Linked DNA regions of Homo sapiens: all the other regions are linked to region 1. The links are chromatin loops, found by intact Hi-C in ENCODE. Cell type or tissue: dorsolateral prefrontal cortex. All regions are shown on one strand.

Evidence for each region. A loop is a pair of places that touch in the nucleus more often than their neighbours do. Peaks named below come from ENCODE experiments on the same cell type or tissue, not always from the same donor. Only the 100,000 strongest peaks of a DNase experiment are listed, where the experiment ranks them.
Region 2: it touches region 1 in a loop (5-fold over the local background); 37 of 110 quality-filtered maps call a loop at or near these places.
Region 3: it touches region 1 in a loop (6-fold over the local background); 9 of 110 quality-filtered maps call a loop at or near these places.
Region 4: a loop joins it to region 1, with 3 times the contacts of the local background. A loop is called at or near these places in 5 of 110 quality-filtered maps.
Region 5: it touches region 1 in a loop (2.8-fold over the local background); 6 of 110 quality-filtered maps call a loop at or near these places.
Region 6: it touches region 1 in a loop (12-fold over the local background); 95 of 110 quality-filtered maps call a loop at or near these places.
Region 7: it touches region 1 in a loop (6-fold over the local background); 26 of 110 quality-filtered maps call a loop at or near these places.

The regions. Positions count from the first base shown.
Region 1 is chr3:78,657,590-78,661,589 of GRCh38, reverse strand. ROBO1 (roundabout guidance receptor 1) reads left to right here. Exons shown (of 31, transcript NM_002941.4): 16 at 329-560; 17 at 1,783-1,904. Among named protein-coding and RNA genes, the nearest start is that of LINC02077, 610 kb to the right of the region's middle. In dorsolateral prefrontal cortex, CTCF peaks have their summits at 1,812 and 2,020 (motif pointing left); a DNase peak (open chromatin) is centred at 1,979; H3K27ac peaks cover 1,366 bases.
Region 2 is chr3:79,352,993-79,356,992 of GRCh38, reverse strand. The region is part of intron 2 of ROBO1 (roundabout guidance receptor 1); the gene reads left to right. Among named protein-coding and RNA genes, the nearest start is that of MIR3923, 150 kb to the left of the region's middle. In dorsolateral prefrontal cortex, no CTCF peak of the experiment used is centred here; no DNase peak of the experiment used is centred here.
Region 3 is chr3:79,515,549-79,519,548 of GRCh38, reverse strand. All of the region lies in intron 2 of ROBO1 (roundabout guidance receptor 1), which reads left to right. Among named protein-coding and RNA genes, the nearest start is that of MIR3923, 9.7 kb to the right of the region's middle. In dorsolateral prefrontal cortex, a CTCF peak has its summit at 1,560 (motif pointing right); no DNase peak of the experiment used is centred here.
Region 4 is chr3:78,872,627-78,876,626 of GRCh38, reverse strand. The region is part of intron 4 of ROBO1 (roundabout guidance receptor 1); the gene reads left to right. Among named protein-coding and RNA genes, the nearest start is that of MIR3923, 630 kb to the left of the region's middle. RefSeq lists a silencer at 434-728. In dorsolateral prefrontal cortex, no CTCF peak of the experiment used is centred here; no DNase peak of the experiment used is centred here; H3K4me3 peaks cover 908 bases; H3K27ac peaks cover 3,531 bases.
Region 5 is chr3:78,882,833-78,886,832 of GRCh38, reverse strand. All of the region lies in intron 4 of ROBO1 (roundabout guidance receptor 1), which reads left to right. Among named protein-coding and RNA genes, the nearest start is that of MIR3923, 620 kb to the left of the region's middle. In dorsolateral prefrontal cortex, no CTCF peak of the experiment used is centred here; no DNase peak of the experiment used is centred here; H3K27ac peaks cover 248 bases.
Region 6 is chr3:79,030,796-79,034,795 of GRCh38, reverse strand. All of the region lies in intron 3 of ROBO1 (roundabout guidance receptor 1), which reads left to right. Among named protein-coding and RNA genes, the nearest start is that of MIR3923, 480 kb to the left of the region's middle. In dorsolateral prefrontal cortex, CTCF peaks have their summits at 1,682 and 1,883 (motif pointing right); no DNase peak of the experiment used is centred here.
Region 7 is chr3:79,017,050-79,021,049 of GRCh38, reverse strand. All of the region lies in intron 3 of ROBO1 (roundabout guidance receptor 1), which reads left to right. Among named protein-coding and RNA genes, the nearest start is that of MIR3923, 490 kb to the left of the region's middle. In dorsolateral prefrontal cortex, a CTCF peak has its summit at 2,133; DNase peaks (open chromatin) are centred at 1,559, 2,139 and 2,989; H3K4me3 peaks cover 3,002 bases; H3K27ac peaks cover 3,145 bases.

The DNA.
Region 1 (4,000 bases):
GAGCTGCCATCAGGCCTCACATTTCTGCATGAAGCATAGAAGTTAATGCCACCGAAATTTTTATCAAAAGATAGTGGAATTTTTTCAGTATTCTACTTATTTGAATGTTTTAGCTGAAGATTCTTTTGGATTTTCTATGAGCACACTCATGTTGTCCACAAATAATGATTTTTATTTTTTCCTTTCTAATTCTTACACATTTCTTGTGTAAGAATGTGGGATGAAGCCAGACAGAATTTTGTGCATTTTATAACGTTTAATTTTTATTATTTTCTGATGAACCAATACAATAATATGAATAATTACATTTTACTTGTCTTTTTAATAGGTAGATCAACAGTCTCAGTATATACAAGGATATAAAATTCTCTATCGGCCATCTGGAGCCAACCACGGAGAATCAGACTGGTTAGTTTTTGAAGTGAGGACGCCAGCCAAAAACAGTGTGGTAATCCCTGATCTCAGAAAGGGAGTCAACTATGAAATTAAGGCTCGCCCTTTTTTTAATGAATTTCAAGGAGCAGATAGTGAAATCAAGTTTGCCAAAACCCTGGAAGAAGGCAAGTATGATGAAGCGTTTGATTTCCATGCATTGCAGTATATTTGTTAGAATTTTATTAGCTTAATTTAAATTGTTATAATGTTAATAGTGGCATTAATTACTAACTTTCTTGATATTGAACATACATTTTGCTAACAGTATTTGTTTATTTAGAAAACTAGAAAAGCAAAATGCTATAATAGTTGACTTGCTTCAATAGTGGCCTACCTCAAATGTGTAAATGTGAACATTATATTACTTAATGGCATATAGAAATTTAATTATTCAGAACTAAAATTCACATTTAAAAATGAAATTGTTTTCCGTTTGGTTTATTTTCCATTCAGCATTTTCTATTTGTTTATTTTGATCCATGATTTGAATAATGTGTTGATTTGCCCAGGACTTCGTGGGATTAGCATTTTCTTCCTAAATCTCATCTCTTTTAAAACACCTCAGTTCTAGACAAATCACTATAGCTGACCACCCTATTCCTAGAAATTAAACAATATTTACATAAAGGTAAAAGATTACATTAACTAACAACAGGATTTTTCCCAACATGTCTTTGTCACTTTGGCTGTATAAGTAATTATCATGAATGATTAATATTCATTTTCATACTTTTGAACATTTCGGGGGAGAACATGAGACTAGAGTTACACGGTAGAAGAAATAGGAATTGTCCTGGGATGTTTGGTGGAAACAAGGTATTTAACTTTGGTTATGGAAAATTCACCGTGGCAGTGAATTAGCATTGAGTGAGGAACAACTTAGGTAGTTTGGGACTATTCAGACTTGGATGAGATACATCTTTAAAACATATGCAGCTGGGCACAGTGGCTCACGCCTGTAACCCCAGCACTTTAGGAGGCTGAGGCGGGCGGATCACCTGAAGTCACGAGTTCGAGACCAGCCTGGCCAAGGCGGTGAAACCCCATCTCTATTAAAAATACAAAAATTAGTGGGGCATGGTGGTGGGTGCCTGTAATCCCAGCTACTCAGGGGGCTGAGGCAGGAGAATCGCTTGAACCCGGGAGGGGGAGGTTGCAGTGAGCCGAGATCATGTCACAGCACTACAGCCTAGATGACAGAGCGAGCCTCCGTCTCAAAAAAAAAAAAAAAAAAAAGCATATATTGATATAGTATTAATACATCTATTATTGGGTTTGATATTAATTACCTGCTTTCAGTGTTCTCTAGCACATTCTAATAACCTACCTTTTAAAACAATTTAATAGCACCCAGTGCCCCACCCCAAGGTGTAACTGTATCCAAGAATGATGGAAACGGAACTGCAATTCTAGTTAGTTGGCAGCCACCTCCAGAAGACACTCAAAATGGAATGGTCCAAGAGTATAAGGTATGAGTATAATATATATATATATTAATGTCCTGATGGGCAGCCCCCACCATTCATAAAGAAAAAGCAGGCTGGTATTTGTTTATGGATATTTGGCGCCATCTGCTGGTCCAAATAGCAACATGTAAAATTATTTTTAAAACGCTTTCTTGTTTATTCAGTGATTTTGAAATTCTGATTCAGGTGGTCTGACAGGGGCCCTTGCACATATATCTTGGTGAATCTTTTGGCGATTCTGATGTGCATCCTTAGTTAAGGCCCAAATAAGACTATACATGTTCTTCTGAGGAGCAAATTAATCTGTACGGTAACCAAGTATCCTGAGCAGAATTTTAAGTTTATTTTATTTTCAAAAGATTTTTAAAAACAAATTGAGAAACCTCTTTATGAAATTTGTGTATATGAACAGTGTATTTTTTAAAGTATTTAAAAGACTGCCATAAGTGCACTGTGGATGTTTTAAGATATTTCAAGTAAGATTTTCTAGATAATTGAGGCATTAAAAGGTAAAAGTCTCTGTACTTTTAAGTGTTTTCTTAAGAGTTTCAAGGCTGTCTCAATACTGAGGAGTGACAGGATACTATGTGTTAGTCTAGAAAAATAGAATGTTATAGAAGATTTTTAAGGATTTAAAATGGGTGATGTCTCAGCTCTCAAGCTAAATTGTGGAATGTAGGCATTTTCCCCTAAGAGTCAGAACTCATTTCTCTCCTGAAGAAATGCAAAAGGGTGGATTTCACGTAACTTCATGGTCAATTTAAAATAATAAAATGCCTTTCAGAACCTGATTGACTGGTACAAAATCAGTTTGTGGCTTTGGTTCAGCTGTATAATGTAAATGGGATTTTTAAAAAAATCACAAAAGAGTCTTAATTTCCAAATGGTCAGCTCCTGGTATAGGGTCTGAGCATTTCTTGGTGTTATGTATTGAAACTATATTAAAATAATATTAACTTTCAAAGAAAATATAAAAAGATAAATGATGGAAGAGACTAGGCTTAGATTTCTTTTAAATCTCACTTCCTATTAGAGTTTAGACAATTGTCTACTTAAAGTTAATGGTATATATTGCTTGAGAACATCATAAGGAATATAGAGTATGTCAGTTGGGCGCTGTGGCTCACGCCTGTAATCCCAGCACTTTGAGAGGCCGAGGCAGGCAGATCATCTGAGGTCAGGCCGGCCTGGCCAACACAGTGAAAGCCCGTCTCTACTAAAAATACAAAAATTAGCTGAGTGTGGTGGTGCACACCTTTAATCCCAGCTACTCAGGAGGCTGAGGCAGGAGAATCACTGGAACCCGGGAGGTGGAGGCTGCAGTGAGCCAAGATTGCACCACTACACTGCAGCCTGAGCCACAGAGCAAGACTCCATCTCTAATGATAATAATTAATAATAATGAGCATGTTTTTCTATAGATCATTTTCTTATGGAAACTGAGCTTGAACATTGTCGTGCACCATATCCAAGTTCTTAAACATCGCAGAAGATCACTCACTGATGAATCTGTTAGTGAAATTTAAAACAAGGATTATAGAATAGTTTGAAAATCTCAATTTCTTGAGAATAGTTTTGTATCACAAATATTATTAGCCAAGTTAATCAGGTAACTCTTTGTTATTAGAAGAATGCTTTTTTCACATCAAATATGTATTGCTATTCTTTATGTTCTCATGTATGCTGTGAAGGACTGATAGTCCCATTTAAATAGAAGAGCAGAGGGCAAATTGTCTCTCATTGATAATATAGTTCAGTGTACCAGAGGTTGAATAAAATCCTGAGATGAGGCTCACTCCTTGTGTGCAGTTTTATTTTTAATAATCATATTTGTGCAAACTACTTTAGAGTATTCAGAAGCTCTCCTTCCTTTTCAATCAACTACTCCTTGTAAAATGTGATGTTCCAGTGCCCATGCCAGGCAGGTTGATCCCAGAGAACTGTTGAAGTACGAGGCTTGGCGTTTCCTACTCATTTTTGTTTTACAATATCTGGTCATCTGGGTCATGCCTAGAATGCAAATGTTGAATGAGTATTATTCTTGATCTGCATAGACACAGCTATCTGCAAGGTACTTATTTAGCTGGCAGATAATGTGT
Region 2 (4,000 bases), 700 kb before region 1:
ATACAACAAAAGAAATCAGTTCCCTTTGACTGGAATTTAAGTTCCCAGGAACAGAGAACATTGACATTATTTCAAATACTAAATGGCTTGAAACCATAGTGCAACTCAAGGAGACTTGAACAATTCCATTAACTCAGGGAAATTCTAGTTTCCTAGTTGATCTGATGAACCTGCCCTGAATGCCCTGCGAATGTCTTTCAGTCATTGATTTCCTTTACAAATGGAAATACAAACTACACACTAGCACATTTGCTAGCAAATGTCAGGATTGCAGAAGTGGAAACAAATTCAGATACTGGTATCTTCAATGACATAAATAAAAGGGAAAAAACAATGAAATGTCAACATTTTGTTACCTTATGAGTCTTGTCTTCCTGATAAAGATTAGATCCCAAGAATACATTTACAGTTGAAAGACTCTATGCCAAAGATGAAGTGAATGGTAATGGAGGGATGTCAGTATTGTAATCAAAGCATCTTACATATTTGGAATAGGTGTTAGATTTACATGTTGAGACTTACTCTATTAATGAATTGTGCCTTACAATACTATAACTCTGAGGTCAAAAGATTGATTTGATTAGCATTTATTCTGAAATAATAGTGTATCATCTCTGTTAAAATAAAAATTGTAATATTTTAATCTTTTATTTAGACAGAGTCTCACTCTGACACACAGGCTGGAGGGTAGTGGCAGTATCTTAGCCCACTGCAACCTCCACCTCCCAGGTTTGGATGATTCTTGTGCCTCAGTCTCCTGAGTAGCTGGGATTTCAGGTGTGCACCACCACACCTGGCTAATTTTTGTATTTTTATTAGAGAAAGAGTTTTGCCATGTTGGCCAGGCTAGTCTGGAACTTCTGGCTTCAAGTGATCTGCCTGCCTCGGCCTCCCAAAATAATGGGATTACAAGTGTGAGCCACCATTTCTGGCCAAAAATGTTAATAATTTAGAATAGCATATGGAATAAAAGCTACATTTTTGAGTTTTTAAGCGTAAAAATGAACTACTTTTCTCAAAAAGTTATAAATAGAAATACTATATGATCCAGCAATTCTACTACTAGGTCTACATCCAAAAAGGAAATAAAATCAGTATGTTGAATATATTTCTGCACTCCTGTCTTTACTGTAGCACTCTTCACAATACCCAAGATACAGAATCAACCTAAATGTCCATTAATGGGTGAATGGATAAAGAAAATGTGATGTATATATACATAATGGAACACTATTCAGTCATAAAAAGAATAAAATCCTGTAATTTGCAGCGACATGGATGAACCTGGAGGGCATTATTTTCGGTGGAATAAGCTAGGCACAGAAAGACAAATAGGGCACCGTTTACAAATATATGGAATCTAAATGTTGTTCTGATAGAATTAGAGAGTAGAACAGTGGTTACCAGAGGACGGGGAGAGGAGGTAGGAGGGAGGAATAGTGACAGATTGGTCAACAGGTACAAAGCTGCAGTTAGATAAGAGGAATATGTTCTGGTTTTCTATTGCCTAGTAAGATAAGTAGAATTAACAATAATGTATATTTCCAAGTAGCTAGAAGAGAGGTTTTTGAATATTCTGAAAACAAAGAAATGACACATGTTTAGGGTGATGGGATGTTAGTTACCCTGATTTGATCATTCTACCATGTATACATTTATCAAAATATCATGCCGTGCCCCGTAAATTGCACTTATTACAGCTGCATTATAAATAAAAATAACAAAAATAAAATTTAACCTCTGATAATTAGTAGTATTTTTTTAAATAAAGCAATGATTTCATTCATTTGCATGGTTTTTTTTTTGTTTGTTTGTTTGTTTGTTTTTGAGACCGAGTCTTGCTCTGTTACCCAGGCTGGAATGCAGTGGCACAATCTCGGCTCACTGCAAGCTCCACCTCCTGGCTTCAAGCAATTCTCCTGCCTCAGCCTCCGGAGTACCTGGGATTACAGGCGCCCGCCACCATGCCCAGCTAATTTTTGTATCCTTAGTAGACGTGGGGTTTCACCATCTTGGCCAGGATGGTCTTGAACTCCTGACCTCGTGATCCACCCACCTTGGCCTCCCAAAGTGTTGGGATTACAGGCGTGAGCCACCATGCTCTGCCCACTTGCATGGTTTCTAAGATTTATATGCTAATGACCCACAAATCTACATCTCTAGGCTTGACGTGTTATTATTTTTTCTGTTATTAAAAGCTTTAAGTAGAGGAGGAACATGATTAAATTTAGTAATTCCACTCTGTTGCAAAGGTGTCTTACTTGTTGGAGTATATGACTTGTAGATTGTGGCAAATGTGTCAAAATAGACGCAGGAGGAAATAAGAGGCAGAGTTCAAGACAAATCTATAAAAGGTTGGCCAGTGGTGCTGAGAGCCCTGCTGTGCTTGAATTGTTATTGCGCCACTCAACATATTTGAGTGATATAATCCAGAGGTACTCAGCTGTATACTTGCAGAGCAAAAAATGTGGACTATAGCACTGACACAGGGTTGAAATTCTCCTAGGCAGTTCCAGTGGAATGATAGGGATACAAAGTAATCAAGGATACTGGTATGAGAGAAGTTGGCATGGTAAATTAGGCCTTTAGAAGGCAGAGAAGCAGAAGAATCAGGAGGAAGTTGATTGAGATAAGATGATGGAAGCAAAGGCATTCTGATGAAATCAAGTGCCAAGTATAGGAGGTTGAAAACAGTGAAGAAAATAAGTTCTGTTTCTTCTCATTCTCCTTGCCACATAGGGTTGTGGTTAGCGTTAAGTCTGACTGTAGATGAGACAAGTTTAAAAGAGTTCTTGGTACTTGGCAAGTCCTCAATAAACTGGCCAGTTGTTATAGTGTTGTAGAAGTAGCAGCAGTTTCAGTAATAGTATTAGATGTGGCAGCAGCAACAGTAGTATAGTGCCCTTCCTAAACTATTACAATAACTTAATAACTTTTTTTTTTTTTGTGAGACAGAGTCTCGCTCTGTCGCCCAGGCTGGAGTGCAATGGTGGGGTCTCAGCTGACTGCAACCTCCACCTCCCGGGTTCAAGTGATTCTCCTGCCTCAGCCTCCTGAGTAGCTGGGATTACAGGTGCCCACCACTATGCCTGGCTAATTTTTGTATTTTTAGTAGGAATGGGATTTTGCCATGTTGGCCAGGCTGGTCTTGAACTCCTGGCCTCAAGCATTCTGCCCTCCTTGGCCTCACAAAGTGCTGGGATTACAGGCGTGAGCCACTGCGCCTGGCCTGCAATAACTTCTTATCTGTTCCTTCTGAAACTAGCTTCTTGTGCATCCTCCACACCAACACCATAGCCCTCTGATTAAAAGTTCTATTAATTTCCTATTGACTATAGAATAAATCAAAATTATTTAGCTGGGTGTAAAAGGGCCCTCTGAGTTTATCCCCAGCACCTCCATGTCCACACGCTTGGATTGAGGGATTGAACAAGTAAAAGCCATTGCATACAACCATACTGAACATCTCATCTTTTTATAATATAGCAGCCACTCTCATGACTACTCCAAGTTTTGTTTCCCTACTTGGAAATTATTTTTGCGTACATGTGTGCTTCTGTGCGTGTGTGTGTGTGTGTGTGTGTGTGTGTGTTTGTTTCTGTGTGTTTCTATATTCTTTTTTTGAGGTTAATTCTTTCTCATTCAATCAGAATTATTTTTTCCTCTATATTTCTACCTTAATCATATATCTATTATAGCATTTCCCATGTAAGAGCAATTTGCTCTCTCCAATTAAATTCTTAATAATTTGTCTCAATGACTCAGAACAATACATCATATCTAATAGTCACTAACTAAACATTTTGAGATTGAATAAATGAATGAATACTGCAGTCTGAACATAAAAAAATGTTATCTCACTGTGCTTTTACTACAGTCTTTCACTTTTAGATTACGGATAGACAGTTAAGAAAATAGTTTGTCAGTAATAAGTTGTCTATTAACTAAAGAGTTAGTGTTATAAGACTACAATTTTTCAGAGTTAACATTGATTCTTAAC
Region 3 (4,000 bases), 860 kb before region 1:
CACGCCATTCTCCTGCCTCAGCCTCTCGAATAGCTGAGACTACAGGCGCCCGCCACCACGCCCGGCTAATTTTTTGTATTTTAGTAGAGATGGGGTTTCTCCATGTTGGCCAGGATGCTCTCGATCTCCTGACCTCGTGATCCACCCGTTTCGGCCTCCCAAAGTGTTGGGATTACAGGCGTGAGCCACCAGGCCCGGCCACACTTCTTATAGTGAGAACTATTTCTGTCTCCATCAATATCAGGTTTGGCCACGTGACATGCTTTGACCAGTAAAAGATGAAAGAAAAAGATCAATATGGGTTCTGAGCTGAAATTTTCAGCGCCATTGAGAGTTTCTTAAAGATCTTATCATCTCTTCCCTCTACCACAAGAATAGCATGCTTCTTGCTCTTGGAGCTCATTCCAGAATCCAGGCTGAGGAGACATTGGGGCTTTCTCTTCAGCCTGGGTTCTGGAACGAGAAGCATTCAGGAAGAAAGCAGATTAACAGCTATTAATAACTGGCCACCATGTAAAATGAATGACAAATGCATGCTGTTAAGAAACAGCAAGATTTGGAGACCATTTGGCCAGGCGTGATGGCTCACACCTGTAATCCCAGGACTTTGGGAGGCTGAGGCGGGTGGATCACTTGAGGTCAGTAGTTCGAGACCAGCTTGGCCAATATGGTGAAACCCCGTCTCTACTAAAAAAAAAAAAAATACAGAATTAGCCAGACGTGGTGACATACACCTGTAATCCCAGCTACTTGGGAGTCTGAGGCAGGAGAATTGCTTGAACCCGGGAGGCAGTGAGCCGAGATCGCACCATTGCACTCCAGCCTGGGCAACAAGAGCAAAATTCCATCTAAAAATAATAATAATAATAATAATAAAAGATTTGGAGAATGTTTATTATCTATGCATAATATAGAAAAAGCTTTACATTTTCGTTTATGTTCTGTTATCACTCCTTCTCCCCATTCATAATTCTGAAAAGCAATCCTCCTAGGTCTTCTAACTTACTGTTGTTTCACGGACAATTCTAAAGCTATTGCTCACATATATACTGAGAAACTAGACCTTTTAGGAAGTAGCAACTCTAAAACTACCTGAGAGAACTGAAAGAAGGGGAAAGAAAAGAAGCACGGAGGGAGGGAGGCTGGTAGGAGCAGCATGTGCCATTGCATCTCTATTTCCTGTTGTAGATAAGCTTGGCCATCATATTTGTCTTCTTCCCTTCCCCTTCCTTTCCTCCTTCTCCTTCTTCTTCTTAACATGCCTTACCCTATGCATTTTTTTCTCCCAAATCTGAGTATCTACTCAGAGACAGAATATCTGAGTATTAGTTTATTGATAAACTAAATACACTTATAGGAAAATTAGCATACTTTTGTAGAAATGTACATTCAAAACCAAATAGGTTGTAAGAGTAGAACCTTATATGAAATCTAGTCAGCTCCTAATCATTCTGACCCTAATCATTGTAGGTAAATTAGAAGGCCACTCAGACAGCAATGCAAGCTCCAGGATTCTTCACACATTCCTTCCGCTCTCTTACCACCAGATGGCTCTCCAAGCCAACGTGGTCAATAAACCCTAACACCCTGGAAAATGTCAGTATAATACCAGATTTTTTCCTGAAAGGGATTAAATGATTATTTCTTGGAATACCACATATTCATTCATTCAATCATTGTTCCCTCATTAATCCATCAGCAATTGAAGGTTTGAATGAGACTGCCACAGAGTTTATTTCATAGTAGAGTAATAAAATGTCTACAACTATTACTTTAGCCCCTGCCACACAGCAAGTATTCAATAAGTGTCACCTATAATTAGCTACCTTGGGCCATACAAGAACATTCTAAAAGAATATTTTCAGTCTCTTGCCTCTCTCTTTATATGTTACTTATACCCAGAACAGAGGGTAAACAAAGATGATCTGGGCTGCAGATAAAGATTTAGGAGCCATTTAGTGCTATTACATTAGTACTTTGAAAGTCACAGATATGAAGGAGGTGGACCAGAAAGAATGTTAAAATAAGAAAAGAATCAAGAATAAATCCTAGGACCTACTAATATTTAAAGGTTAATAGGCTGAAAGGAGCCTAGCAGAGAGATTGATGCAGAGCCAGCCAAGAGTTTAGAGAACAATAAGGAAAAATAAGTTCTCCTCACACCCAAAGGCCACCGGCAAGGAAATTTCTGCAGGGAGAGAGTGATGGTCAGTGTCGACTGTTCCAGAAAGATCAAGTTAGATACAGACAAGAAGCACTCGCTGGAAATTCAGTTATTGGTAACTTGAAGCATTAACTATGGCATAATGGAGTACTAGTCAAATTGAAATGAACCCAGGAGTGACAGGATGTGAGGAAGTCAATAAAAATGAGAACGAGTGATAACCAGTAATCGAAAGGAGGTTAGGAAAATATTTTCTTTTGTTTAAGGTGAGGAATGACTGCGCATGATTTTTACACTAAGGGAAAGAATTCAACAGAAAGAGTCTTATGGTATGGTAAAAAGAGAGGGTAATACACTATGATGCAGTTTATCACTCATTGGAATGACACATTTTGTCTGATGACACATCCTCTTGACCAGAGTGTGGGGAACACCTACTCTCATGTGCTTACGGGAGTATAAATTGGTATTGCCTTACAGGAAGGCAATAGTGCATTATCTTTCTTTCTTGTAAAAAATGCACAAAAACCTTTGTCAATCATTTCCATTTCTAGAAATCTATCCTGTAGATAAATTCAAATACATGTGAATTAATATATATTCAAGATTGTTTGTTTGTACTCAAACACAACTGGCATATCCATCAATAGGCAATGATTTAATTAATTCTGATACACATACAATTAAATAGCATGCAGCTTTTAGAAACAACTTTGGAAAGATCTCTACATATTAAAGTTTTAAATACTACATAATAATATGTATAATATACTATGTGTAATAAAAAGGGAATCAGAATATATATCCATGTTTGTTTGTGTATAAACAAAGAGACTATGGCAAAGTTAAAAAGTAACTAAAAATAATGGCAGTCTGTGTATCAGTGTGGCAGTAGGGAGGATTGTGTGAAAATTGGGGTAGAGAGGAAGAGCGGTGAATAGGAGACCTTCCACTGCATAACTTTTTATTCTCTTTTGAAATTATATATGCTTCCTTTTCAAAAATGTGAAAATATGCATTTTTAAAATATAAATATAGGTAAATTGAGAGCTGTGAATGAAGAAGTGAGAGTATGGCTGTATATTTTTAAAAGCATTTGATCTAGTGGAAGGAGTACTGAGCTTTCTGACAAGTAGAACTTATGTTATCTTTATTTAAAATTATTTTTGAATTATTTTAATTATACTAACAGTAAACCACATTATCAACTCAATCATCAATTGCCAGGTTTCAAAAGCGGTTGCAGTGAAAAATTTAAGGTATGGAAACCTTTTTTTTTCTTCATATGCATTGATCATTTCTAGAAGGAAAGCGAAGGATCTGTTAATACTGGAGGAAAGAAACTTGGAGACTGAAAGTCAAGTGTGGGACAGAAACTTCCTTTTCCTTGTTAAAGCTTTGTAATTATTTCAGGCTATATATGCACAGTATATATGACCCAGTATATTTTATTCATGAAGTAAAATATATTTTATTCATGAAGTAAAATATACTGATGCAAAGTTGCAAAAGATGTGAATATGTGAACACATCAACCAAATACCTTTAAAAATGACTACATACCAACTAGCTAGAAAGTTGCATGAACATTTTATGATTCTTTTTATGGGATATTACCCAAGAAAAATGTTGTTTCAACCCAAAGACTATATTCACGTTCACGAACCTAGGTTTCAGTCAAATCAATATTGAATAGGACAAATACTTGGATATAGTGTTTTGAACATATAAATTGTACAACACTGAGAATATTATTTATGAATATTTGTAAATCTATATATAGAGAGAATCCTGAGATAATGTTAGATCATTTCAAAATGGCATTGGATATTATGG
Region 4 (4,000 bases), 220 kb before region 1:
GTTTAAATGTGGAATTTTCATGTATTCTTATGTGGTTTTACTTTATCTCACATTGGATCAATTGAATTTATTATTCTAACAATCATCAGTTGTATCAATTGCAGTGCATTACGTGTGTAGCAAAATATTTGAAAGCCAAATGCTAATTTTTTACTAAATTTTTTACTACCTTAAGATGAACTTCTCTGAACTTATTAATAGACTATACGACAATCTCAATAAGCACAACACATAATCAAGTTAATTGGTCTTCATAAAAACAAGATATAATTATGGCTAAGTTGATACAGTTTTTTAAAGATTTTCTTTCTTCAAGTATAGTTGTCTCTAAATCCATGCACTAGTTTATGTTTGGTTACACTCTGTAGAACTATTTTGAATGCTATAAAATTTATCTTTCTTTTGAAAATTTTGCATATGTTACTATGCAACTTGATACTTTTCAAAACATGGAAATAGTTTTGAGTTCTGAAAATACAACATCATTCATCCTTGAAGATTATTATTTTTTCTTGACTACATAACTGTGAGTAACCTTTCCTTTCTATTCCTGGCACTTTGTGTTCTCTAGTCATTTTACTGTTCTTATAATGTGAATAAGTCTTGCACACTAATTCTGCATTCTTTATTGGTGAATCTTCATTAAGTAAGCCCTGATTTATATTTACTATGCTGATATAGTTCTTTTGGCAAATGATGATTGATTTCAGGTAACAAAATCTGACACTAAAGTAGATTTTAAATTGTACAGATTATACATGTGAAGGACTTACTAATAACTCCTTTTTCTTTTAGTTGTTAGTTCCTAACATGTGTCAGGTAAGGGCTTGATATTTTTCACTTTGATTCTGCTTTTAATCTCCAGGTGGGACAGATTTTCATGCTTCTCTCTGTAACGTTTTGCTTCCTAAAACCAAATTGAATGAATGTTCTGATGTTTGGAGACTGCCAGGATACTTGGCCAGAATTCTGATAGTTTTCAGTTGGCAACATACCCTCTCTTCAGTCTTTTTTGGACTGGTGGACGTTTTGTAAATATTTCCATAAGCTATTCCGAGTGCATGCAATTGATTTTTTTTTCTATTCTAGCTTTATAAGTTAGTAATCAGTGAAACCAGGTTACCCTAACTATAAGGCTTCATTGTTTTTCAATTTACATTTTATCTATATCATTTATATAATGTCACGATCCCAGACTTTATGGTTTATTTCTTCATTTTATTTTAATTGTGTTGAGTTTGCTTTTGCTCTCAAGCTTACTAATTGTCTCTCTCAGTCTTTCTCCATGTCATTTGATTTTTATCACAATTGCTGATCTACTATCCAGAAAACCTAATGGGTGTCATGATTTATGTTAGTGATTATTCCTTTCCTTTTCTAATCATTTATAATCTATTTTAAAAATGAATCACTTCATAAGAAGTCCGAAATTAGTGCCAAGATCATTTGTGTACAGACTGAAGACTCATCTGATTTTGTTTTTCAGAACTTTAAAATAAAAAATTTCATTTCCAAGTTTTGGAATTCTCTAATTTTCCCATGACTTTTCAGTAGATTTATGATAGTTTGGTTTAACATTGCAGTACAGTTCTACACACCTCATCTATGTTCAGATTTCTATCTTTAAATGTATGTTGAAGCTCTCATTTGTTACTGGATTCATTTATTTGTGCATTCTCAAAGTGAAACAGATGGGTGTTGAATTTGAATATAAGATTATTTATTTGAATCTAATAAATAAATAGAATAGAGGTATTTGTTTTGAGGTAACTATTATTGAGGTAACAATAGTCTTATTGTTATTTTGACAACATAAATAATTTGAGACAACTATTGTGGTTTATGAATTTTCACTGAGATTTTGATCTGTTATAGAAAAGAATTACTTATAATGGTTGATGCTAATAGTAAAACTGACTAACTTGTTAGTTTAAATTTTTTATATTTTAAAATTCTAGTTCAATTTTTTAAATAAATGTTTTTGAGCTAATAATTAGTATAAAGCAAAAGTAAACCATAATATAATGAATACTTGAAAGTGTATGACATAAAGTTTTCAAAGATTTATTTGCCCCTGCATTTTTAGCCTCTCTAGTACTGGTTGTTAAGACCTCATATTGTAACTATAATATATGTATTATTACGGTGTATTAGTATTATATACATTAGCATTTGCATTATAAGTTATAATGCAAATTTTGAGGTAACATTTTATATAATTTAAAATTAGTTTTAAGTTGGCTTTTAAAAAGTTATTAAAAGGCTATGAATTTTGAGAAAAAATTATCTTACCTCACCATTTTTCACAACATGGAGTTTTATGTGTGTAAAATAATACAGCATATTAATGAAATAAAGGTGTATTTTAATAAGCAGTTGCCTAGTAAACATTTATTTAGTACCTACTATGTGCTTGCTAAGTATATTTGCACTGGCTAAAATTCGTTTTCTTAGAAGTGCTGCAATTTGATACAGTGATTGAGTATATTTTAATACCTAATCTGATTCAATATATTGTTTTGAAAATGCAAGATGGAAAAATCTTTGCTTATGCCCGTTGCTCATACTTTAAGGTTAGTAATTGAAGTCACATATCATTAAAAAAAAAATCCTCTCTTTAAATTTCCAAGGGGGTATGTGATAAATGGAGTATGGGTTACAGAAACAAATTGAGTTTGAATCCAAATTTAGACAAGTTGCTTGATTTCCAAAGTCCTTGTTTCCTCAGCTGTAAAACTGAAATGAAAGTAACTATATTAGTCATAGTATTGCTGTATATATTCAGTGAGACAATTGAAGTGTAAACTTTCCAGCATAAAGTTATGGCCCAAATAAAAGTCACGTGAAAAGAAACAGATGAACACAGAAAATGAATATTCATTAACTCTTCAACTTTTCTTCCCAGGAAAGCATTTTTTAAAAATTTCCTAACCTCGCTCAGGAATATACATGATAGTAAGTATTAGTTGTTGAAGAAGTATTCCTTTATCATTTAATTTTATATTGAGCCCTTTATATGATTCAAATATTAGAAATTTTTGTAGGAATATTTTCCAAAATTGGCTTCGTATTTTTTATTTACTCATAGGTAAGAAGAGGTTTACTTGGTCGCAAGCACATGACAAGTAATTAAACACGTTCATACACTATCACTCTGGAAAAAAAAATTGGAATTCATGTTTTTGATGTTGTTTCAGCTGGGGTTTCAATTCATAGACAGAATTCTGTGGAGAATCCAGAAGTGAGATCTAACAGTTTAGCCAGCTCATCTATTTTCTTTTCGAAGGAAGAGATAGGACAAAATTGGATATCTCCAGAGGGAGGTCCAAGTACAGTGGCACAATGCATCCCCTTTTGACTGACGGAACTACCTGAGTTCCCTTGGAGAGACAAAGGAGGAAAGAAAAGTAGGAAGTAGAGAGAGGCTGACTGATTTAGAGACTTAAACATAACCCTTTAATATATAGAGGTGAGTTTTCAATATTCCCCCAAGACTGTTTTTGGGAGGGAAAAGAATTTAAAGTAAATAAAATAGAATATGGGATTCTTAATATTTATTCCACAAAGGGAAAGAAAGGAAAGAACATTATCAGGTAAGTCTTGTTTAATCCAGGCATTTTTTCCTTTTCTTAACTGTAAATGATGTACTATTTTTCCTGAGGTAAGAAATATAAACAGATTACAATTTGTAAATCTTACAAAGACCTATTCTTTTGAAACACCCTTACTACTTCATATTATAAGTATTTCTTCACTTAAGATTTCTGAAGTGAGAAACATTGTTTTGGGAATTACCAGTATCATGGGAATTTCTGTAACTCTTATACTCAAGCTATTGAATTAAATAAAACCTTGGAAGGACAAATGCCTTGATTTGTCCAGGGAGCTTACTGATAACGTGAGTGTTACAACCTGAAAACTCATCTGCTTTTAAATACCTAGGCACTGCCCCACTTCCTCCCTGACACTTTGTATTTAATTTTGAATTTTTAACTAAACA
Region 5 (4,000 bases), 230 kb before region 1:
ATTCTAACACCATATATTAGTTATATTAGTTTTAATGGTTTTTTATCTTTGTATAAGTATAATCATATAATATGTATTATTTCAATGGGGCTTCATATATTCCACATTATGTTTTGGAGATTCATAAATATGGGTATATGTAATAATAATTTATTGACTGAACGCTTTTTGAAAGGCATCTTCTTTCTTTACTCTGGTAACATAATTTACAAGTGCAGAGTACAATTTTTTTTTTCTTTGAGATGGAGTCTCACTCTGTCACCCAGGCTGGAGTGCAATGGTGTGATCTCAGCTCACTGCAACCTCTGCCTCCCGGGTTCAAGTGATTCTCCTGCCTCAGCCACCTGAGTAGCTGGGATTACAGGCATGCGCCAACACACCTGGGTAGTTTTTGTATTTTTAGTAGAGATGGGTTTCACCACGTTGGTCAGGTTGGTCTCAAACTCCTGACCTCGGGATCCACCCGCCTCGGCCTCCCAAAGTGCTGGGATTACAGATGTGAGCCACTGCGCCTGGCCACAGTACAATTTTTTAATGAACAAAACTGATAAAATATGTTGGCGATATATGAAATTGAGTTAAGAAGCCTCGAAGTATAAGTATTATTCTTTTAATCAGCTTATTTTCGTATTGTTTCTTCCTCCTAAAAGATATATATTCTAAAATACTATAATTTTGATTACTCATGTTTAACTCTTTATTGTAGGAAAAGCATAACTGGTTAAATATTTGACATAACTATTTGATGTTGTTTTTTTATAAACAAAGCTAAAAGATAAAGTCATATATCAAATGTTAGAAGACGTTTTACAAAAATATAAACTTGTTCATGTATAGGTAATATTATTCTTCAAATGAATCTTTAATTACTTAAAAAAATATATATGTATGTATATATATATATATATATATATATATATATAAAATTTTGCTATCAGTAGTAGGGTCTTGAAAATGCCATTTTACTTCATTTCTTCATCTGTAAAATGGGCAGGGTTGTATGAACATAATTTTTCTAAAATTAAATAGTCCATGTAGGATTTACAGTCAGGCTGATGAAGTTCAAATCTAGTCTTTGAATCTTTGTAGGTGTCTGCTATTACACATGTGAGTAAACCTCTCTGTGTCACATTTACTAATATACAGTGAGGGTAATAATAGTATCTACCTCATATAGTTGTGAGGATTAAATGAGTTAATACATGAAAACAATGTAGAATATTCCCTGGCACATAAATATATATATTTCTGTGTCAAGTGTTCTTGCTATTGTTATTGTTATTACTTTACCAATATAACTACTTTGGCTTGCATAGATGGAAATTTCTTATTTGGCAAATGGAATTTGGGGAACTTTTATTTCAAGAGAAATATTTTTGAGAACTCTCAGTTTTTTTTTTTTTTTTTTTTTTTTTTTTTTAGTTTTAAATTCAGGGTTACAAGTGCAGGTTTGTTACATAGGTAAACTTATGTCATGGGGGTTTGTTGTACAGATTATTTCTTTATCTAGGTATTAAGCCTAGTACCCATTAGTTATTTTTCCTGATCCTCTTCCTCCTTCCACCCTCCACCCCACAAGAGACCCCACTGTGTGTTTTTTACCTCTATGTGTCCATGTATTCTCATCATTTAGTTTCCACCTATAAGTGAGAACATGTGGTATTTGGTTTTCTGTTCCTGTGTTAGTTTGCTAAGGATAATGGCCTCTAGCCCTCTATCCATGTCCCTGCAAAGGACGTGATCTCCTTCTTTTTTATGGCTGCATAGTGAGAATGCTCAGAATTCTTAATGATATTATTTGATCTTTGTGAAGATTATTTCATAAGACATCTTACAGATGAGGTCAGGTTAGAGTGGTATAAGGGAGGGACTTAAACATGCAGCCTTCGTACAAAGCAATGCAATTGAGTTTCATGATGAGAACATACAGAAGAGAAATACACACACACACACACACACACACACAGAAAGAGAGAGAGAGAGAGAGAGAGTCTATTTCTTCTTTTTCCTTATGTTATTATCTCAATCCAGGAATAATTTATCATATCTTATCTGGACTATTAAATTTTCTTTCTTTCTTTCTTTCCTTTCTTTCCTTCCTTCCTTCCTTTCCTTTCCTTCTTTCTTTCCTTCCTTCCTTCCTTCCTTCCTTCCTTCCTTCCTTCCTTCCTTCCTTCCTTCCTTTCTTTCTTTCTTTCTCTTTCTTTCTCTCTTTCTTTCTCTCTTTCTCTCTTTCTTTCTTTCTCCCTTTCTCTCTTTCTTTCTCTCTTTCTCTCTTTCTTTCTTTCTTTTTTGAGGGGCAATCCTCCCATCTCAGTCCCTGAGTAGCTGGGATGACAGATGTGTGCCACCATGCCTCGCTGATTTTTAAAGAATTTTTTTTGCAGAGGACAAGTTCTCACTATGTTGCTCTGTCTGGTCTTGAACTCTTGAGCTCAAACAATCCTCCCACCTTGGCCTCCCAAAGTGCTGGGATTACAGACGTGAGCCACCACACCCAGCCTGGACTATTGCTATTTGATAACTGGCTTTCTTGCTTTTAGTAACATCTCACAGAAATCCATTTTCCACTGCATTGCTTCTGTAACTAATTTCTAAGATGCAGGTCTGTTATTGTCATTCTCTTCATTATAATCCTATAGTGATTCTTCATTAGCTGTATAATAACATTCATGTTCCTTTGCTTGGCATCTAACTGTTCATTTTTTAAAAAATGTATTGAGTGGCTACCATGTGTCAGCAATACACAGGAAAAGTCCCTTATGAGCTCACCTTTGCCTTTCCTTTTATCTGCATTCTCCCCACTGTTCACTTGCAGTCCAAAACTACCTGGCACACTCTGGCCACACATGAGGGCTGCATCAGGCTCTCTGATTTTGCACATGCAGCATAATCCCCCATCCTAGCTTTGCAGTGAAACATTGGGCTGGCCCTTTTATTCTCTGAATTTCAGGCCTCTCATTCTCAAAAGTGTTACACTCTGAAATCTCTTCTAGATCTAAACTCTACAAATCTCAAAAACTTTAGATGTCAGATAGGAGAGAAAGTAGGTCTTTAGATGGATATTGGACTCTTGAGCAAACCCACAAAAACTATACTATATTTAAAATATACTATATAGTAAATTATTAACAGTATAGTAGAATAGTACATAATTTAAATATCATATGTTTAGCAGGGCACTGTAGCTCATGCCTATAATCTCAGCACTTTGGGAGGCTAAAGTGGGAGGATCACTTGAGGCCAGGAGTTTGAGACCCTGTCACCACAGAAAATTAAGAAAATTAGCCAGGCATGGTGATATGCACCTGTAGTCCCAGCTACTCAGGAGGCTGAGGTGGGAGGATTGCCTGAGGCCAGGAGTTTGAGGCTTCAGTGAGTTTTGATCATGCCACTGCACTCCAGCCTGGGCAACAGAGTGAGAGCCTGTTTATAATACATATCTGCGTCTCATGTGGTTGAAGACAAACAGGTGTAGTCAGGTCAGTGATTATTGATGTAAAGAAGCATTTGGAAGTCATGGGGAAATATCAGTACATTTTACAAGTATACTAAATTCTGTGCCACCTACATAACTTTTTTTTTTTTACCAACAGAAATTAGAAAATTAAAACCTTGAGCACCAATGCCCAATAAAACAAAAATCTGTTGAAACTAAACACAACGACTTGTCTCAGTGCTTCTGCCGTAGAGAAGAAGATGAGAGAAAAGATTGGGAATGGCCCAGCACAGTGGCTTATGCTTGTAATCTCGGCACTTTGGGAGTCTGAGGCAGGAGGATCATTTGAGGTCAGGAGTTCAAGACCGGCCTGGCCAACATGGTGAAACCCCATCTCTACTAAAAATACAAAAATTAGCCTGGTGTGGTGGCGTATGCCTGTAATCCCAGCTACTTGGGAGGCTGAGGCAGGATCATTGCTTGAACCTGGGAGGCGGAGATTGCAGTGAGCCAAGATCACACCACTGCACTCCAGCCTGGGCAATAGAGTGAGACTCAGGC
Region 6 (4,000 bases), 370 kb before region 1:
TTTTTGTCACTACCTATAAACTTATGTATTCCATTTTAATTACATAAAATGTAAGATTTAGATTGCTAATTTTATCCTAAGCAACTCATAAGTTTTCAAGTAGCTCCCAGTTATTATTTTTAATGACTGTAATATTCAATTTAATAACATACCATTGTTAAGTTCTTTGTTATTTTATTAGAAATTTAGACCTCTTCTAGTTTTATCCTCTTTATTCCCACGTTGTTTTAATACCACCATAGACATCTTTTACTATATATGAAATATTTCCTTAGCTTCCTAGAGTTGGAAATACTATATCAAAGGGCATGATCACTTTATAATTCTAATACAAATGGTTTCCCTCCTTCGTTCTTCACTCCCAGAGACTACAAAGGGTCATAAAAAGACCATGCACCAGAAGTCAGGCAGACCTGGCTTCTGACTAACAGGCCATCCTGTGTAAATGTGGAGACGTTTTTCATCTCTGTGAATCTCATTTTTCTATGTTCCTGAGTCTTAAGATACAAACTGTAAAAAATTCTGAGTATTAAATATGAATAACTGTAAAGGCAAAGGGCATCTTTTTAAACCTCACTTGTGAATTGGGAAGTAAAAAAATATGTTTACATCATTTTGTTATAATAATAGTATTTTCTAGGATGAAACTTTTTCCTCTGTTTATGGAGAACCAAAGGCCTCAAGAGATTTAAAGATTTGACTGAAAATACATTCTTGGAGAGTTTGAGATGTGAATACAATCTAGATCAGAGGTAGTTAGAGTAAATTATAAAGCACTATTTGCTCCAGAAATTTTTGAAAGGATTGACAGTTGTTTTGGCAGGGAAGCCATAGTGAAAAATTATGCTCCTGATTTGTAATAGACACTAGTTCTGAGGGTAGAATAAGAAGGTCGAGCCGGTGGGATAAAATCCTATTTCAAAGAACCATGGCTCGAGTTTTACAAATGCTCCAGAAAAAGCACTTTGAGAAATGAAGACCAGAGTATTTTAATATATATTGTAGCTGAGATGAACTATTGAAAATATAAAATAAATCACAAATTCAGAATACCAGTCAAGATTTTGAAAAAACAATGACAGCTTTGCTTTAAACTTTTAACCCAAGTGCATTTTAGAAAAACCAGCAAGGCCACCCTAATGATAAAGTCTGTATCTTCTGCCCTGGATGATAAGGATATTCTTTAGAAATCTTTTTGAAATAAATGTAATCAAGCATTAAAGCAGCATGTAGTGGTAAAATCAAACCAGGTGGATTAATTGCTGTATGCATTTTGTATTCCTTGGGGCATTATCACTTTTGTTTTCATTAAAGAATTTACACACCATTATATAACAATGTTGGTTTTCCTCAGTGATGTGTGAATCATATATAAAGAATGCTTCAACAGAGAATGAAAAATGTGAAATAAGTCACTCTAATTGGTAAATAACTCTTTAAATTTTATGTAAAAATGCTAAGAATATTCTTTCAACTAGGTAGAAGTATTACTTTAAAGAAATAAACACACTAGAGACATCATAATATTATAAAAATATTCCACAAATGTGCCAACAATTGGACCATACATATCTTGTTGGAAAATCCCCAGAATTCCTGGACAATTATGAGACTTGCAATTATCACTTTAAAATTATGTAATTGTATTATCTTGAATTAATGAGTGTTTAGGTTTATGTAAAATAATCAACTTTTCAGCTAATACAAAAACTAAAATCTTAGGAGTTTTGAAATTTGTGAGAATATTTTTTAAAATTCATGTTTTAATGTTCTACCACTCTAATATATTGTTTTATTATTTTGAGCTGTGTCATCTTCCATATTTAATTTTCTAAGGTCCCATCTAGTTAATGAACAGAAGTTTTTATTTCTCATTTTCCAGCCAGCAGAGGGCAATAGAGCATTGTGTACTAAACATCCTCAACCAATTGAAACATTTCATAGGGGAGGGATTTTCTGCTATGAACAGATAAGAACATAAATTAAAGAGACCTGCTATCAACTTCTATTTCAATAGGATGTGTATGTGTATGTGCACCCCTTGAGTTTTTGATTTATGTTTTTGATAATTTATTATGACTATAGTGAACTCATTATCTGAAATTAGTCCACGGGTACATGAATAAAAAACTAGGAAATAGCATAGTGGTAAATGTTATCCAATCTTTAGAGAACATTTCAAAAACTACAAATGTTTGTATTTTTCAAGAAGTTTCTATAGAGAGAGATTCTATTGCCATTTCATAAAGGGTAGTAAGTGAATTATCTGAGCTAAAAGAAAACTTCTCATCTTAAGTTTTTGCAAATAAATGGTTTACTGGTACTTACTTTAAGCATCCATTAGTATACCCATTCTAAACTTAATTTATTAAGTTAAATTTATTATATTATTTTTCATTTTTAAATCATTTTATGATGGACAAATGAAATCTATTTCTCAAAAACTATGTGGGATTTAGTATAATGTGCAATGGAAGAAAAATCTTGATAAAAATCTAATTTAAAGAACAATGTAATATTTTCTCTCAATGTTAAATTAGTTCTGAAGATATTATGTACCCTGTATTGTGTATTAAAAAATAATTTGCTCAATACATATCGTTGTTATAAGGTCAGGGAATGTCTGGACCTCCTAGCTTTAAACAACTATGATTCTTTCATTCTAGAAGCTATTGTTTCCCTCTCTTAAGCCTTATCTACACACAAATAGGTAAGCATTTAGAAAGCTCATTTCATGACACATAAGTATATACATTGAATATGTCCTTTTCATTTTTTTGGCTTCATACCCTATATAAGCCTGTGTGTCCATCTCACTATTGTTTAAGAGTATTGGGTTTTAAAAATACTATATTAATTGCAAACTCCCTAAATAAAATCAAATTGAATTATTTAGAAGAGTACTGTATGTAGAAGTGTTATAAATTGTGTTTATGGTTTTCTGAACAATCTTTTAAGCAACAATCTTTATATGACTTCCCTTATTAATTGAAAAAGTGTTCAGTTTTCTACTACTAACTATAAACTTAATCTTGAGCTTTCTTTTTCACGATGAAATCACAATAATAATAATCAATTAATGTTTGATGATTGCTAATTCCGTTACAAGCGCTTTATGTGTATTACTTGTTTCAATCCTTGCAAAACCCCTAGAAGGGGAGAACTATTATGCTCTTCACTTAATATAAAAAGAATAGGTGCTAGCGATATTAAGAAACTTACCCACCATCACCCAGCTAGTCAGTGACAGAGATGGACATTTGTATTCTTACCCACTTACACATTTTAGAAATGAACATTGTGCTTCGTTATTATTCTACATATGCACCTAAGCATTTTATTTTTCCTGCTCCAAAGAGCAAGTTTAAGTAAACTAACTTTTAAGTTGCCTGAGATATTCCTTTATCTTGTAGATCACTGGAAGAGGAATAATACATGTTATTCATGTGGTTTTTTTCCTGGAGAAATCTCAAAGTACACATATATATTCAATAATGACTAACAAGACACTGAAACATATCAATAGACTATATTTACTGTACTCATTCAAAGCCACATCCACACAAAAGCAAAATTTTGTTAGTTCTCATTTCATCATGTAAACTTGGGTAGCATTTAGAAATTATCACCATATAAATGTTTTGATTAACTCTCAATAGCTTACATCTAGCTAAGTGTCCATGCCGATTCAATGGTGCACTCTGCCTTACCATCACATATCACCTTTATTACCCTACTGAATTCAAGTATGCATGAAGGTAAATAACATATTGGGGCCGGGCATGGTGGCTCACGCCTGTAATCCCAGCACTTTGGGAGGCAGAGGCGGGTGGATCACCTGAGTTCAGGAGTTCAAGACTAGCCTGGCCAACATGGAGAAACCCCGTCTCTACTAAAAACACAAAAATTAGCTGGGTGTGGCAGTGCGTGCCTGTAATCCCAGCTACTTGGGAGGCTGAGGCAGGAGAATTGCTTGAACCCAGGAGGTGGAGGCTGCAGT
Region 7 (4,000 bases), 360 kb before region 1:
AAAATGTCGCTCTAAGGTCGTTGGTTGCACCAGCAGCAACCAAAATCAATGTACAATTTGCTTTTAAATTTTTATCTTCCATTAGGTAATGAATGTGCTCACCTGAAAAGACATGGAAAAGCACAACACTATGTAGAAAAGAGCAAATCCTCCTTCTCTGCCCTATCCATTGCGCAGTTCTGTCCTCCAGAGGCAACCACCGAAAGCAGCTTCTTACATGTACTGCTAGACACCAAATAATTTTTTTTGAAGTTATGGTACACAACTCTGTAGATATTAATTCTGCCATTTATTCAGCATTCGGCATGTTAGGTATTTCACATAGTGTGTCTTTTTATTTATTTATTTATTTATTTAAGACGGAGTCTCGCTCTGTCGCCCAGGCTGGAGTGCAGTGGCAAGTTATCTCGGCTCACTGCAACCTCCGCCTCCTGGGCTCAAGCAATTCTTCTGTCTTAGCCTCCCGAGCAGCTGGGGCTACAGGCGAACGCCACCACGCCCGGCTAATTTTTGAATTTTTAGTAGAGACGGGGTTTCACCATATTGGTCAGGCTGGTCTCGAACTCCAGACCTTAAATGATCCGCCCGCTTGGGCCTCCCAAAGTGCTGAGATTACAGGTGTGAGCCACAGCGCCTGGCCACTGTGTCCTATTTAAAAGAAAGAAAGAAAAATGACTGACTCAATGAATGAATGCCTTTCAGACGTGTCAGGTTTGTTTTGCTTTGTGTATTTTTTGTTAATGCAATAAAATATCTCGAGAACAGAAACAGAGAAGAGAAAACAGACCTGGTCACAGAGCTATAACTGGCAGGTTGGGATTTCAGGGCGGGTATACTGAGTGTCAAACCTATGCCTGACTAGCTTCTCCTAACTGCAAACTCTGGGCTTGTCAAGATTGTTTTTTGCATTTGTTTCTCTCTCTCTTAAAATTACATCCCCATTGTTAGCTTTCTAATGTGTGGAGTATGAAGTTGAAAGAGAGAGTTTCAACTGAAACATGAGGAAATGATCCCAAGGCCCAACCCTGTGCCTTATGATTTGGATATCTTTTCTACAAGACCTTCAACAACTGCAACTTAAAAGAAAAGGATGGTTGTAAGAGACTGCCCATCTACTGATATGTTCTGGATAGTTCTCTGTTTACCTCCTGTCCTAAAGCCATGTTGCTCAAAATTGATTTTTTTTTTTTAAATGGGAATGGGGAGAAGTGAGAGTGGAGTTGAGAGTTTATTCCAATTCCTGGAAGCGGCAAGGAAGAGGTTAAGTTGGACCAGGAGGATTTTTGAAGTCTTTGGCTGGGAGGTTCCATTTGGAGAAAGGTGCAGGGGAGCTAGGGGTGGCGAGAGAAACAAGACAGTTTCTCATTCGCCTGGATTTCCGATTCCGAGCAATTGGATTCTCACCTGAGGGCGCAGTTGGGCACCCCTGGCTTGTGGATGGAAATATTGAGGAGCAGAACTTGCCTGACCAGCGCCTGGAGAATAGAGTGAAGCATGGAAAGGACCACGCGGCCCCTTTAAGTATTATCGGGCCGGGGAGGAGAGGGAGGGAACTGGGAGCCGCGGGGACTGTGGGGGAAACCCACAAGCAATTGAGCTGGAGAGGAGGCAGCGTGAGAGCAGAAACTTCAGACGCCGCTGATCCGGGAGGAGCTGGGGTGAGCCGCGGCGGCCGTCTCTCCCACCCGCAGCAGCATCCTCTCTGCCCTTCTCTGCCACCCCGGGGAGAGCCGGGAGCTGCCTCTTTACAGCTTCCACGAGCCAGGGGTGCAGGCAGCTGCCCCCAGGAAGTTTGGGCTTCTGCGTAGTTTAGGGGTGCCTGCGAGCGCCCCAGAGGGCGAGGGGCCGAGGGCGATGTTGGGCGCCGCGCGGGGCTGGGGGCGCCCAGAAGACGTGCGAGTGTCCGCGGTCCTGCTGCTGTCTCCAGTACCCTCCGCATCCCCCAAGTGATGGGAACAAGGGCCCGCCCAGGCAGCCGCTGTCGCCGCACCGCCCCCTCGCTCGCTCTCTGCGCGCGGAGTCACCCAGTCACACTCCCGGCACCCCGAGCCCTTCCTCCGGAGCTGCTGCTTCTACTTTGGCTGCTATCGCCGCCGCCGCGGGTGGCCCGCTGCTGACTGGGCTCGCCGGGAGACGGAGAAGCACTTTTTGGCCCTCCCTCAGCAGCTCTCACACCCCAACTTTGCCGCCGCCGCCGCGCCTGCCCTCGCAGCGGCGCTCGGCCGCACATTGTGGGGGCGCACGCCGGGAGGCTCCGCAAGACCGTGGAGGCAGGAAACGGCACTACTGCGCTTCTGCCTCGGCTCTTTGTTGTTCGCTTTGGATGGTTCTTGAAAGTGTCTGAGCCTCCTCGGAAATCCTGGGGCCGGAGAAGACAAACCTTGGAATTCTTCCTCTGCAAAAGTCTCTGAGATACTGACAAGCGTCCGGAAAGGTCGACGAGTAATTGCCCTGAAAACTCTTGGCTAATTGACCCACGTTGCTTATATTAAGCCTTTGTGTGTGGTGTGTGGCTTCATACATTTGGGGACCCTATTTCCACTCCCTCCTCTTGGCATGAGACTGTATACAGGATCCACCCGAGGACAATGATTGCGGAGCCCGCTCACTTTTACCTGTTTGGATTAATATGTCTCTGTTCAGGTAACCCCGCGTCTTCTTTCTTCACCCTTGATCCTCCCTGTTCGCCCCCTCTCCACTTTGCACGATCAAACCCAGAAGTGTATTTTGGTTACCCCTCCCTCCTAAGGCCGGAGGGGCTCGATTCCTGCTAGACTTTTAGGCGAAAATGTTCCTAGTTCGCATTTGGGGTTGTCTCTTTTTCCCCACTCCCCAAAACCTCCCCTCCACCCCTGAACCTCCTCAAGACTCTTTGCAGATCTCGGCCTTTTGCCAAGTTCAGGGCACGCCCAGATTACTCTGGGCAAACGCACGTCTAAGCACTAGGGTGGGAGGAGGCAGCGGCTGGCAGTGAGCTAGGGCCCCCAGGATGAGCCGAAGTGAGTATCAGCCGCCGGCTGCTTCCCTGGGGAGGGAAATGTGCGCCCTGGGAGCTTGTGGCCCGCAGGCTTGCCAGGATTCCTGAGCCTAGTCCTCTCTAGCCCCTCCTCTTCCGAGCACAAGGGGTTATTAGTAGTTGTTTTATGTAACCAAAGTCTGTAATTAAATTTGATTCTGAAGAAGCTTCACGAAATAACTCCTTCTTAAGGTAGGATATAAAATAGCCACTGCCTCGCTGGGTTTAGAAGGAAAACAGGCGGTTGCAAGCATCGGAAAGGGGAGTTGCCTGGGGATTCTCATTGGCGAAAGAAAACTGAATTTGGGATGTTTAGGATTAATTAAATAATACTGAAATTCCATATGAAGTGTTGGAAGGATGCTGAAACGGGGCCCTTCTGACATAAGAGTACACACTGTATCTACACTTGTAAATAGTTTTCATACACTCCCTAGGAAACTTTTTTACTGTGGGTGAACTGAGCCACGACTCAACTTCTGTTTCTTTCCTTTTGGTAGATTCTGGTTTCAATCACGGATCCGATTTCAGGCTTTAAAACACACACACACACACACACACACACACACACACACACACACACTGCACCTCGGAATTTTTATAGTCACATTCGCATACTGAGCTTCAAATTGCATCAGGGCTTATCGGTAAGAGTCACTCAGTTTGCACAATTATGAAACGATTTTAAAGGTTAGTTTGAGCTTTTGTGGTCTATGGTTATCATTTATGTTTTGACCAGGGATTTTACTTAAGACAGTTAACAGAGTAAGAAAAGGGGGGAAAAAAACCACATACGTCAGCTAAATGATAGCGAATAAACCCCTAAAAGAATTTTAGCCTGTGAATTGTGCCTGCTGGCTGAAAGTTACAAGGAAGATTTGCAACTAAAGTAAATTTTAAAAATTATTAAATTGTTACTTCTTTAAAGAAAACAGAAAGTGAAGTTTCAACCTGGTATATCTCATGTACGTCACAGTGGAGGGA